Linked DNA regions of Homo sapiens: region 2 is linked to region 1. A link is a contact called in ENCODE Hi-C data. All regions are on one chromosome and are shown on one strand. The core of a region is the stretch at or near the end of the contact, and the rest is flanking DNA. Distances in the headings are between cores, read along the strand shown.

Region 1 (4,494 bases), core at 587-3,086:
AATTCATTTTAAAGTAAAGTGAAGATAAGCAACATCCGACTTATGAATCAGTTTGGTGCCCAAAATTCATTTCTAATTGGCTTATCCTGCAACTGAAAAAAAGTTTTTCTATAGAGACAAGAGTACAGAGAGTGTTTTATTCCCCAGATAGCGCAGGGCTAGTATGGAGCTAATAGTTCAGAGTCTGAGCCCCTGAGCCTGCAGGATGGGGCGGCCCTGGGAGGCCCAAGCGTGGGAAAGAAGTTTCTGAGGCCACGTGTGGGGAAGGCCCCAGGAGTGGGGAGGAGGGCAAAGGGCGCTTCTCTAGTGTCTGCTATGAAAGTATGACATCATCTAAAACAAGCATCTCAGTATTGGATTAGTGTCACAACTTCTCTTAGCTTCTTATAATCATTTTTTTTTTCAAATGATGTAGTTGCTCGTGTAATCCACTAATATCAACTCATTCATAAAATGTTTATTCATGGGGTGCCTACAAACATCACATTGGGTAGAGGGTGCAGGTGAGAGGAGCCAACATCCTTCATGACCAAGGGATTGGTGAAGGTGGGGTATGAGGGTCTTTCCCTGAGCCCTTCAAGATGACCATGCTGACTAGATGTGAACACACTTCCTGGATAGACGCACGCTTGGCTATGTTATAAATTTAAATAACTTGATAAGGTAAGAGACAGGAAGACCTGAAACCTACACTCAGCAGGCCTCTAACCACGGGGTCTGTCTACTGTGATACAGAGACCCTAAATTATAACGAAGGCCACAGGTCCTGATGTGGGGCGTGAAGTGCACTCGTTTTTATTCTGCCTTCCCTTTCTTCCTTAGCAAGACTGGAACCTTGTCCAGTTCCTCCTGCAGCTGGTGTGGCCTTACGGTGAGGTTCTGGCCAGGAGACAGTGGCAGAAGCGGTGTGTGGGACTTCTGGGAAGGGTCTTTAAAGGAAGGAGGCATGTATCATTTTGGACTTCAGTTCTTCTTCCATGGTCCAGACTGCAGTGTGAGTGTCCTGGCTGGAGTTCCAGCAGCCATTCTAGACCATGAAACAACCTCAGAGCTGGACACTAAGTGCTGGGAGAGTGGGGCCGAAAGAGATAACCTGGATCCTCGAGGACTTAGTGGGGCCCCTATACCAGCCCCATGCTGCCTTCTGCAAACTTGTTTTTTTCTTTTTTTTTTTTTTGTAAACGGAGTCTCACTCTGTCACCCAGGCTGGAGTGCAGTGGCATGATCTTGGCTCACTGCAACCTCCACCTCCCAGGTTCAAGTGATTCTCCTGCCTCAGCCTCCTGAGTAGCTGGGACTGCAGGCACACATCACCACACCTGTCTAATATTTGTGTTTTTAGTAGAGACAGGTTTCGCCATGTTGGCTAGGCTGGTCTCGAACTCCTGACCTCAGGTGATCCCCCCACCCCCCACCTCCTCGGCCTCCCAAAGTGCTGGGATTACAGGTGTGAGCCACAGTGCCCGGCCAAACTTGTTTCTAATGTGAGGCAATAACTGCTTGTGGGTTGAAGGCACGATGACCAGATGTCTGTGACTCACAATTCCTAACAGTGACACCCACTATAACAAAAAATCCACAGCGTTAATACTTTCATTATTTCCAATAAGCCAAGACATGTCCAAACTAGAGTTTATAGGGTAGAGTTTAAATGATGACACCATTATCACTGTGTCACTCTATTTTTAAAATAAGCAAATATTCTATTTTTTTTTTTTTAACAAAAAAAGTTCTCATAGCTCAATTTTCAAAAGGGAACTTTCTCTATTTTACCAACGTCACAATTATGACCTGTCAGATGAATGGAAACCAGCAGGGGAAGTTCATTTGCATTCAGGGGAAAGAGAAAAGCAGTTTAGAGAGAACTCTTGGTTTTGTGCTAATAGTCTCAGATCTTCAGAGAAGTTCAGTGCTGAGAAAATGTTTTTAAGAGCCTCAAACAGCTTGAGGGTGTTTAATTTTACTTAGGCAGCTGGGTCTTCTGCAAAAGCGTAACTCCTGGGGGGCTGCAGCGGCGGGGGGTGGTGACAGTGCGTTTGCAGGCAGGCCCTACGGCAGCAGGCCTCAGGAACTGAAGCCGAGCAGCATTAGCTATAAAGAGCTCCCAGGTCAACAAGCCCCTCATCTCTGCCTTCAGTCCAGCTACTCCAGGAATCTGAAGCAATCCAGACACTGTTAGATTAGGAAGACGCAAGGTACTTGTGTTTCTTCCCTACGTGTGTGTATTTGTCTTTCTTAGCAGCGCCCCTGGACTCTTAGGGTACCCACAAAAGCACATGCACGTCATAGTTAAACTAGTGAAGCTGGGAGGCAGGGGGAAATGATTAATATTGACCAAGGCAAACCAGAGCAACCCACGATGAGGATGAGGTCAGTGACACGGGAACAAGTCTGCGTGCACTGGCAGGGCTGCTTCCCCCCTGGGCCAGGCGCGGCTTGGTTCTAGGCTCTTTCACACACGCTGTGTGACTCCAGGCCAGGCTGCACCAGGCTGGGCTTCGCTTCCCCATCAGCTCAGCAGGACCCTCTCCTCACAGGGACACTGAGTCCATTGAATTTCTAGCACAGTATTCAGCACAAAGCAGAAGTTCAACAAGTCTAAATGATTTTCCACTTTCCATGCTACTCTAATACCCTTTGGGCAGATGTTTGTAAGTAAACCTATACATATTTAAATCCTCTCTTTTTGGGGGACTGTGGGGAGAACCCATGTGTCAAGGATAAAGACATAAAGCCATAGTATAGCACCACATCAATTATTTCCACTGGGCCAAGAGACACCTGCTGTCATTTAATATAAGGCATACTCTTGGCTGGGCGCAGCGTCTCGTGCCTGTAATCCCACCGCTTTGGGAGGCCAAGGCGGGTGGATCATGAGGTCAAGAGATCGAGACCATCTTGGCCAACATGGTGAAACCCCGTCTCTACTAAAAATACAAAGATCAGCCGGGCGTGGTGGCAGGCGCCTGTAGTCCCAGCTACTCGAGAGGCTGAGGCAGGAGAATCACTTGAACCCAGGAGGTGGAGGTTGCAATGAGCTAAGATTGCGCCACTGCACTCCAGCCTGGCAACAGAGCGAGACTCTGTCTCAAAAAAAAAAAAAAGTCTAAGGCATGCTCTTTATTGAAAATATAAGAAAACTCATGCCCGTTGTGCTGAACAGAGATGGGTGTTGGCTTCTCCTCCAGGACAGACTGACCTTCCAGAGACAGGAACAGGAGCCAAGGGATAGCTTACTGTCCTGGCTCAGTGCCCTTTCCCCTACTATCTCCCCAGCACTGACGGGGGTCTCATTGGCTGCCCGTTAGTCTTGTCATCAAGTCCCACCAAGCGGATGTAACTGTAACCATGTTAGACACCTGCCCTCTCTACCAGACACCACAGCCCCAGGAGCAGGGGCTGGGAGGGAGCATTTCTGTGTCCCCACTATGAGATGATGCGGGTCCCAGAGAAAATTCATGGCCCAGGCTTGTTGGACTGAACGAATGGACGAATGGCGTGCCTTGGAGCAGCAGCTCGGCTTGTGTTTAATGCCACATGGGACATCATCGTCACAGTCTTCAGAGCCACGTTTGATCAACGCTGATGGAATTCTTCCTTTGAATATCAACACAAACTCCTTAAGGCCCCGTCCAAAATGTGCGACCCCGCAAGCATGGAGGAGCTCTGTCCTAGAGGCTACAAAACACAAATCCCAATTCCCCTCCACACACAAAGTGAGGTGCAGGTACAGAGCTCTGCCACCATTGAGCACACCCATCTCCTTCCCATGGCAGAGAAAGGTTATGCTCACGGCATGAGCCACAATAGAACCCTTTTGTCTGTCTGCTTGTTGACAGGGGCACGAGAAAGGAGAAAAGAATGGGCATTTCAGTACAGCTGGGCTGGCTCGTTCCACAGCCCAAGACAAGCGCCAGGACGGTCCAGCTGTGAGGGCGGCTCATGCCAATGTCACAACCCTGCGATGACAAGGGGCTGTTATCCCCGCCACCCTGGCTGTGTGGCTGAGGACCGCAGCGCCCCTTTGTCCTGCTGCCTGGAGGTCTGCCCGGGCTGCTCGCAGGCCAGCACGGCCGGGCCCTGGCCCAGCTTGGCGCTGGCAACGGCTGTTCGCTTCTGTGGTTCAGGCCCTCACAGCACAAAGGCCCGTCACAGGGGCTGTCTGGGATCAGGGAAGATGGTCTCTTCAGCTGTGGCCTTCATCCCACTCCTGGACACCCCTGGCCAACCCTCTACTGTGGACAACTGGTCGACCTAAAAGCCAATGTATTATGATTTTACAAAACCCCTCTGAGGATACTTGATGTTTTATGGGGAGATATAATCCTAGAAAACCTAGTTGTTTGGTGTATGGCTTTGTTTTACATTGCTGTTTTGGGTTCAAATCATGACGGCATGAGATTTAATTACCTTTATTTTCCAGACAAGGGCATACAGGGTGAAATACATACTCCGTGTTCTAAAATTGTAAGGTAAGCATAATTGACATGCATG
Region 2 (4,310 bases), core at 48-2,547, 620 kb before region 1:
TTACTTGAGGGGCCAACTGCAAGTTGGTTCCCACTACTCGGTGGAAAGATAACATGGAACCTTCTGCTATCTAACCAAAGCTGCTCCACAGGATGTAAAAAAGCCTCAAGGTACAGATCTGATAGCAAAAGGGAAAGGGAACCCTAATCTTTTCCTGCAACATTATTTGAACATCCCTGACTGTTGAGAGCAATCCCAACTAATGTTGGTTAAAGAACAGACAAACACGGGTCTCAAAGGATAACTTACCATGAATGCCTAGGCTAAGTATAGCTAAGATGTGGGCTCCAAATAAGGTTTTTAGTGTAGGGTGAGGATCAACTTGCTCAATATTTGTGTGGGTAAAGCTAGGAGGCCTAGCTGCCAGATCAGGGTGCTGGCATCAGGGAACAATGACTGAGCATAAGTACATAAATTAATAAACACCATAGCTTTGAACTGTATGTATGAATCACCACAAAAACCGAGGGGTCTGAATGAGTGAAGTCATCCTGGTGGCAAAGGTCAATCATTATCAGATTGCAGGACTAGTTACAATGGCAACAATACAGGAAATGAGTCCATTGAAACAACAGAATGATCAGAATGGCCTTTTTCCCCCTTCTTCTGACTTGTAAAGAAAGATTCCCTTCCTTGGACTTAGGAAACTCCTTAGCTTCTTGGAAAATTCAAAGAAGGAAGACACAGGAGATAGCCCCAGGGGAAAATACAAGATTTTCTGCTAAATTGGACATTTCAAGACCCAATAACTAATTAGAAAAGTCAGGCCAGGCATGGTGGCTAGCACTGTGACAGGCCGAGGCAGGAGGATTACTTGAGCTCAGGAGTTCAAGAGCAGCCAGGGCAACAGAGTGAGACCTTGTTTCAAGAAAAAAAAAAAAAAAGAAAAGAAAAGAAAGGAAAAGAAGTAAAAAATGTGGCTCTTTTTATCCCATGCATGGGGATTATACTTAGGATAAAATGAACAACATTGAGATCCCTAGGGATAAAGGTCTTAAAAATCCTGAAAATATCTTGCACTCTACTTCTAACTAATCTAGATTTCTGCTTGATTTCTGGCTAAAAGGTAGACTAACTCATTGCTATTTCAAACTATCTGAACCAAACTAGGAACTCTCACCTAATGTATAAGATGGAATAGTTGCAATTATTTTAAACTTCAATTCAATATTAACTGGCCTTTTAACATAAACACTTACTTTGTCAAACGGCAAGAAATAGCGTAATCTTCTGCATCTCGTCCACACATGTCTTGAGTAAAGACATTAATACTTTGCTTAAGAAGGATGTTGACAATACCCAGTGAGTCATAGTGCACAGCAAGCATGAGGGCTGTTCTAAAATAACAAAGAAATCACTCCACTCAAGAACTTTAATAGAGACTTTTTTAAACAGCTAGTTTGATACACTTTACCAATTTAATATCCACCTGTCAGTGTAGACATAATAACATTTTGCATGTACTAGCTTGGGTCTATAAGCATCTAGGGTGCTCAAGTGTTCATCTTTGTAAATTATCACCAAGGCTGAAAGAAAAGGACAACAAGGAAGCCTCTTGTCCCACTGGGGTATGACATAATACAAGTTGCTAACTCATAGTCCTTTGATGGCCAAGAAACTGTGCTGAGGTCACTTATCTAAAGTAGGTAAAGATTTAGATGAAGATTTCGCCATTGCTTTCCTAGTCTGATATATAATTCAAATCAGCTAGGGGTCAGATAAGAGCTATCTGCAGGCTGAAAACAACAACAACAACAACAACAATAATAATAATGACAATGCTAGTAGTCATAAACTAAAAGTCCACACTTTAAAAATTAATAAAACTGGCCAGGTGCAGTGGCTCATGCCTGTAATCCCAGCACTTTGAGGAGCCAAGGAGAGCAGATCACGAGGTCAAGAGATCGAGACCATCCTGGCCAACATGGTGAAATCCCATCTCTACTAAAAATACAAAAATTAGCTGGGCATGGCGGCGTGCACCTGTAGCCCCAGCTACTTGGAAGGCTGAGGCAGGAGAATCACTTGAGCCTGAGAGGTGGAGGTTGCAGTGAGCCATCACACCACTGTACTCCAGCCTGGCAACAGAGCCAGATTGCATCTCCAAAAAAACTTAATAAAGCTAATACAAAACCCTTTAGCTAATACAAGATTACAGTACCAAAAACATCCAATTATAAATAACAAACACTCTATATTTAGGAGAAGATGAATCCTACTATATACTGTTCTTTATGTTACTCAGTCCAAATATTTGCTGATCTATCTGATTATTCATGGTGATATTTTTCACTATATGCCAATAATTACGTTAATCTTCTTATTAATATTTCTGACTTCAGTGACTGTTACCACTCTAGAATACACAGTTTTTATTTAAAAAAAAAAAGAACTACTGTACCATCTCAGCCTATCAACGGCATGTGTACTTGCTTTGTTTTTCAATAAAAATTCCACCATTTTCTCTTTCTTGCAAATTATAGCGAATAAAAGTGGGGTATTACTGTCCTATAAAACAGCAGAAAAAATTAGTAATTCAGAAAATTACATATTTCTCAACTGAACTGAAAATCTTCTCTAAGGTGCTTTGAACTTCAACATACAATATAGAAAGGAAGTAAAAGAAAAGCAGTCCCTTCCTTCTCACTCTGTGCTTTCTGATGTGCTGCTCTTTGCCTTGCAAACAATCCTCCTCTGTCTCCCCGGATTAACTGTGGTCATTGCCAAAACTCACTTTAGACATTTACCAGTCCCAAGAATCCTTGCTTTGATCACAGCACTTAGCATGGTACATTGTAATCATTTCACTGTGTCCCACTGAAACCAAGAGCTTCTTGAGGCAAGGTCTGTATCTTTTGTCTCTATACCCCCAAAACCCTAAGACATAGTAGCAAACATTTTAAGTTTTTTACATAAATTAATGATCTAAATTATTCTCACTAAAGCAGTGTTTCTTAAACTATATTCCAAAGAATATTTGCTTTACCAGAAGTATTATACCCCAAGAGAAGGACTCCATGACCATCTGCATTTGAGAAGTATTATAAAACTGTATGTTATGTCCAATAATCAAGAAATCTCTTGAATTGTACCTAATCCCCATTTGACAATACTATTTGTGGCAAACATTAACATTTGAGGAATTAAGAGTTTTAGGGGTACAGTTGCCAGAGCTTCCCAATGCAGGTGGAGGTTTCTTCTGGGTGGCACAAACTTGCTTGATTCACTTCTATCAATGGTGTCAGGATCCCAGATGTCAATGTCAGGCACTCCTGCTCCAAATGGGTCACTATGGAAATGAGCTTTGAATTAAGAGAGATTGGCTTCAAATGCACTTATTTTCCTTATTATTAGATAGTCCATGGGTTTTTTCCCTAATACAAGAGAATAGATTTTTATCTTTACTGTTAGAAAGCTCAGTATGTTCTGTGTAAGAGAAATAGGTTTAAAAAACTTAAGAACAAATATTTAAAAAACCAAAACTCAGTAAGAAATACTATTCTCAATTATAATGGTAATCCCGGGACTCCAGGGCAGCTCTACTTTTTAAATCCATTTTTATTGGCTTCCACTTAAAGGGCTACTTAAAATTATTTTTTATTTTAGACAAAATATAAATCAGAAATAAAAACATAATGGCCTATCAATAAAAGTTCTCATACTGATCCATATGAATTATTTCTGGCATAATAAAAGCCAGTAAGTCACTTGCATTTCTAAGGAAGAGCGCTGAGGAGAAAGATGTAATGTCTGCAATATTCATAAATTATCCAACTATAACCAGGAATAACCTAAAAAGTCTTCTAGGCATTCTTAGGGGCAGATAATTATTTGTGGTATATATAAAGAAAAGAGTTTCAAAAACTTCTAAATTCCAAAATTCAACTTCATAACTGAGGGATTTATATACTCTATAGACTATATATTATAACAAATACACGCTGACTTAAAAACCTTGAAATCTTTATCAAAATATACTATAAGATAGGAGTTGTAAACTCAAATACTTACAAGCACAAAGGAAGGTTGCCTGAGTAAAGGAAGTACTAAGGTGGGCACAGCAGCAAACTGGAGAATACACGCCTTCTCTAAAGGGGCAACCTCTGCACAGCAGACCAAACAGTGATAGAAACTCAGGGGACACCAGATTTGATTTTTTAGAATAAGCCTGAAGTCCAGATTTCTACACCAGTCTTCTAAATTTTACATGTTGATTCAACTTATAGAGGCAAACAAACAAATCTGTGTACCACATTAGAATAGAGCCCTTGTGTTTTTATATTCGCTATTAATGTGTTACTAAATGGTTG

The links. A loop is a pair of places that touch in the nucleus more often than their neighbours do. Pooled maps may share reads with other maps.
Region 2: a loop to region 1 is called in a map with no recorded cell type, with 9 times the contacts of the local background. The contact joins two enhancer-like sites. A Hi-C loop is called at or near these places in 3 of 37 single-sample maps with no recorded cell type and 6 of 50 pooled maps.

The regions. Positions count from the first base shown.
Region 1 is chr18:13,564,978-13,569,471 of GRCh38, reverse strand. The region is part of intron 4 of LDLRAD4 (low density lipoprotein receptor class A domain containing 4); the gene reads right to left. Among named protein-coding and RNA genes, the nearest start is that of MIR4526, 44 kb to the left of the region's middle. RefSeq lists enhancers at 346-495, 2,516-2,595, 2,177-2,804. Within about 2 kb of position 1,836, at least 19 of the 41 ENCODE cell types and tissues checked have a DNase peak (open chromatin) inside an H3K27ac peak, as active enhancers do.
Region 2 is chr18:14,186,203-14,190,512 of GRCh38, reverse strand. It overlaps the pseudogene ANKRD20A5P. Among named protein-coding and RNA genes, the nearest start is that of ZNF519, 56 kb to the right of the region's middle. Within about 2 kb of position 1,297, at least 4 of the 41 ENCODE cell types and tissues checked have a DNase peak (open chromatin) inside an H3K27ac peak, as active enhancers do.